Regions from separate parts of the Homo sapiens genome. Here region 2 is linked to region 1. Evidence: read pairs that join two places in POLR2A ChIA-PET (ENCODE). Cell type or tissue: MCF 10A. All regions are shown on one strand.

The links. ChIA-PET counts read pairs that join two places held together with the same protein. Peaks named below come from ENCODE experiments on the same cell type or tissue, not always from the same donor. Only the 100,000 strongest peaks of a DNase experiment are listed, where the experiment ranks them.
Region 2: POLR2A ChIA-PET joins it to region 1 with 6 read pairs; 3 of 35 experiments call an interaction of 5 or more read pairs at or near these places.

The regions. Positions count from the first base shown.
Region 1 is chr10:93,334,059-93,336,558 of GRCh38, forward strand. MYOF (myoferlin) reads right to left here. Exons shown (of 54, transcript NM_013451.4): 41 at 1,863-1,988. Among named protein-coding and RNA genes, the nearest start is that of MYOF, 150 kb to the right of the region's middle. RefSeq lists an enhancer at 1-1,053. In MCF 10A, no CTCF peak of the experiment used is centred here; a DNase peak (open chromatin) is centred at 1,063.
Region 2 is chr10:93,490,013-93,492,512 of GRCh38, forward strand. No RefSeq gene overlaps it. Among named protein-coding and RNA genes, the nearest start is that of CEP55, 5.3 kb to the right of the region's middle. In MCF 10A, no CTCF peak of the experiment used is centred here; no DNase peak of the experiment used is centred here.

The DNA of each region.
Region 1 (2,500 bases):
ATATTTCCAGTAGGGAAAGTGAAATGATTCTCAAGTAATTATTTGAGAGCTCACAGGGGAGAAGAGAGGGCAGAGCAGAAACTGGGAGTCAAGAGGAGAACATGGGCCAGTGTGATGGAGGAGGTGGTGGTGAGAAAGAGTGAAATACTGCACATTCTTTGAAGATAGGAATAACAATAATTACATTTTAAACCCAACGAAATACCAACAGTGATTCCGCTTTTCCTGTAGCACCTCTGTACTCCACCTCCCACTCCCAGGCAAACTCCTGTTTATCTTTCAAATCTCAGCTGAAAGGTGTCACTTCCTCCAGGAAACCTCCCTGACTGCTCCTGGGCTTGGTATGTCCTCTGGGTGCTCTCATCCAACCCCATACTCACCCCTGGCACAGCACTGGCCTCTGCATTGAGATAATCTATTTATTCTCTAGATCCTTCATTAGACTGTGGGCTTCTAGAGACGGGTGAGGGGAGCATAAAGTCTTGTTCATCACCCTATCTCCAGGGCCTAACACAGGACTAGGCATATAGTAACGCCACAAAAATTGTATTTTGAAGGAGCGAGCCAACAAGACCTGCTGGAGAGGCCACATATTTTGCCTTAAAACCAGGAGAAAGCACTGAAGCCGGATTCAGAACATACAGGTCTTAGTTCCAGTGGTCTTTATTCAGTCAAGCAGCATGGAATAAGCACCTACTATGTGCCAGGTACTAGGGACCCACAAAAGAACTCAAAGACTCCCGTCTGGCACAGCGATGTTCAGTAGGGTTGGCTCTTGTGCCATATGTGATTGCTTGGTGGGAGGCTGTACTGAGAAGGATTTGAGACCACACATCAGGCATCATCCTCTCGTCCCTTAGCAATGTCTGCTACAGGCAAAGGATTATAAAGCAGCAGCAGCACATCTGCCATGACTTTGCCAAGCGTGGTTGCAGGGAGGGGCAATTATAAAGCAGATACTTTCCATGTGTAAGATGCTTTCATGGAGGCATGAACCCAGACCTGTGGGAGCCCAGAGCAGGAGTGAGTCACGCTGCCCGAAGCAATCAGGGAACACTTGACAAAGAGAGTGACATTTGAGCTGGCGCTTAAAAGAATGAGTAGGACTTCGTCAGACCACAAAGCAGGTAGAAAGGGCACCCAGGGAAGGAAGAAGAGCCTGTCCCAAGCCTCCGACTTATTGAGAGGACAAGGTGTGTCCGGGGCTTGGGCGAGGCTCTCCCAGGCAGGAGGGTGGAGTGTGTGAGGGGGAGGGAGGCAGGGGACCATGTAGCTTGGGAAAGACTGGCTCTGCCTTTGAAAGGAGTTGCGACTTGACTGTGAAAACCCAAGCAAAGCCTTTCAGTAGTCCAGAGAGAAGATCAGATTTGGTTGCATGGAGGCTGGAGAGGAGTGTGACGAGAAAGGTGACAAGGACTGTCAAGTGAGAAGTTGTCACGATGATCCTGCTGAAAGCATGGTAGGGGCAGTAGGATGAAGAGAGGAACTAGATCTTGGAGAGACTGTATCTTAGGATTCAAGGCTGCTTGGCGTGAGCAGGGAGGCAGGAAGAGATGCGGAGATGGCTCAGTCAAGGCTGCTTGGCGTGAGCAGGGAGGCAGGAAGAGATGCGGAGATGGCTCGAGTGCTCTGGCCCCCCTCCCCCTTTTCCTTTCTGGCACCTTCCAGCATCCCTCAGAGGCTGCAGGATGTGCCCCTACCTAGACCCTGGTTGTCCTTTATCCTAGGCCTATATAGAAAATGCCAGCATCCCTCAGAGGCTGCAGGATGTGCCCCTCCCTAGAGCCTGGTTGTCCTTTATTCTAGGCCTATATAGAAAATGAAGGTGGATTTTAAACGGGACCAACACACATCTTACTCACCTTAAACTCTCCAACCACAGAAGGATCTTCATTTTCATCCGACTTGCCTCGGTACAACTTGAACGTATCTGAGAAGTCTGTCAGGCCCTCAAATTCTGCTACATTTTCTAGTTCACAATTATATATCTGAAAACCACCAACAGAGTCTTAATTTCTCATTAAAATGCAGGTAAGGTCTAAAATCAAAAGGGCTGACAGTATCAAGTGGGCCTGAGGTTGTGGATGGGGCGACCGGAACTCCCAAATCGCTGGCGGGAGTGTAGACAGATACAACCACTTTGGAAAATGTCTGGTAGTTTCTTTTGGAGTTAAGTAGCCACCTATTCTATGATCTAGAGATTGCATTCCTAGGCATTTACTGATGACAAGTGAAAACACGTACACATGGTAGAAGAATGTTCACAGCAGCTTCATTATCAGGAGAATGGAAAAATAACTTGTGGCATATCCACACAATGGAATACTACTCAGCAATGACAAGGGAAAAACTATGAATACACACAACCACATGATGAGTCTCAAAACTACAACGTGGGGATAAAAGGCCAGACACACAAAACATAAATCATACAAGTCCATTTAGAGCAAGTGTAAAATCAGGCAAAATCAGTTTGTGGTGAGAGAAATCCAATCAGTTG
Region 2 (2,500 bases), 160 kb after region 1:
TAGCTATGAATGAAAGCCAGGTGGCCTCTCCTGCAGCAGGAGAACTGGGAAAGCTCAGGCCCAGCACCAGAACTTAGTCACAAAAGACGACAAGCTCCAAGGAAGATTGAACCCCCAACCGAGACAAGTTGACTCTGATAAGATCAAGGCTCTGCTTGGGGAAGGACTGGGACCCTGATACATAGGATGGGGATATCTGGTTGATGTCCTTGAGAATCTTAAATCCCCAAATTTCTCTGAGCCCTCTGAGCCTGGGGGAGCTCAGATTAAAGACAAGCACCACTCCACCTTGCTTGGAGATGATGTGAAGGCCTCCCCCCTGCAAGACACCTTGTTCTTTTCTCAGGATCTGCGAAGGCCTCCCACCCCGGCCGTTACCAATATCTACGGTTAAGTCCTAACAACATATTGCTGCCTGGGATGTGCTAGGCCTGCCTGCTGAAGACAGAAAGGGGACACCCCTTGAACAAACTGCAGGACACAACCAATTGGACTGGCAGAAGCTGGAAGAGTTCACATGGGGCTGGATTCTAAGTGTGCTGTGTCGAAGGGCAGTGCAGAACACAAATTTGGATAAAAGAGAGTTGACCAGTATGGGTGCGCTCCCCCAAGATGCTGATTTCATATGCCGCAAGGCCCCCAGAGATGGTGCAAACGCACTACTAAGGTGGCTCCTAGGAACATGAGAAAAGCAATGGCCCATCTTAAGTTAAGAAGAAATACCTGTACTGCCCTAACAAAATGGAGGCACAGAAGTGACAAAAAACTTGAGCCAGGATTCAAACCTAGTGTCTTCCGAGTCAAACTCCCTTCCCAGCTTCACCTCAGCTGAGATCTCATATTTCTGTTTCATTGTTTCTTACCTGTCTCAAGTAAACTCAAGCATTAATCTAGGTGAGTGGCCTTACACTTGCCCTGGAACAGTGAGACAAAAGAGATGGAGAAAGAGGAATGTGAGAGGAAGAGAAGGGAGACTCAGCAAAAAATCTAGATGTGAAGAGCAAAGTGCTGGGGTAGCAAAGAGGATTTAGTGGAAGAGAAATGAAGATAGATTCGTAACATCTTATTCCAATTCCAGTTTTACAGAATCTTAGGTATTACCTAACAGCATTTTTCAAATTGGCATGCACAGAAGGGTCCATTGTTTCAGTTGATAACCAAAGTGCTTTTTAGAGCTAAAATACTATTTTTGGTGGCTTAATTACAGGGCTTCTCACAGTGGAAGACACTATCTTTAAATAACTTAATATATAGTATATTTGAATTTCATTCCTTTAAGAAAGTGCTTGGCAGCAACTGAGTCCACGTAGAGGGCAGGAGGAGATAAATTATTTTATAACATTTGGCACCATCATATTGTCATCATTCAAGGCAACTGGGGGAGCTAAATATAAGATAGGAATTAATCTGACTTCTCTAAGAAGATATTAATATATTTTCTAAAATCAACCTAGAAAAAATAGAACAGGCAAAAGTGGAATAATTTTAAGCCTTGTGCTCACCTTTACAGAAACAATAATTCTTCATCAAAATGTCTGATAGACAAATGGCTCCCAGCTGTTCTTCTGGAAGAGCCCTCATTCATTCACGCACATATGCACCTTATTCAGCTAATACTTATTAAACGCTACTTGGTGCCAGGCACAATGCTAACTACAAAAATGAATAGGACACATTTCTGCTCTGCAAGAAGCTCACAGATAATTGTAGCATCATGTGGTGAGGGCAATGATAGAAAGAGATAAACTGAAGAGATAGGTATCTGTAGGGCAGGGGAGGGCAAGCATGGTAGGCTCCCTGGAGGAGGTGACAGCTGAAAACTGGACTGAATCTTAATGGTTGGATTGATATGTGTGTATGTGTGTGTGCCTGACTGTATGATCTGAAATAGAGTTAAATACATATGGTGAACATTTGGAACCCCAAGACATTCCACACTGGTGGAACATCATGTATGACATAAAACAGTCAAGCACTGAGCCTAGGCAGGCAGGCAGTTACCAGCTCAGAGAGCCTTATTTGCTCAGTAACATCTACTGAGTACTCACTACGTGCCAAACACTATCCTAAGCATTTTTTCTCATTGAAACCTTCCACCACCCTACCCTGTGAAGTCCCTGCTATGGTAGGATCCCCATTCTACAGACGAAAAAGCTGAGGCCTGGTTTGGCTAAGCACCTTGCCTAGGTTCTCACGGTAAGTAAAGCCAGGATCTGAATGCAGGCAGTCTTTTTCCAGAGTCCGTGCTCTTCATTCTTACACATACCTCATGGTGACAGGGACCTATTGGAGATGTATTTTTCAGCAGGGAAGTGGAGCGATTGGATTGCCTATTAATACCCTGGTTACAAATGAAATGTTTTAGTTACCATGCAGACTTAAATTTTAATAGGAGCTAAAATAGGCCAGGCTCAGTGGATCATGCCTATAATCCCAGCACTTTGGGAGGCCAAGGTGGAAAGATTGCTTGAGGCCAGGCCAGGAGGATTGCTTGAAGAAG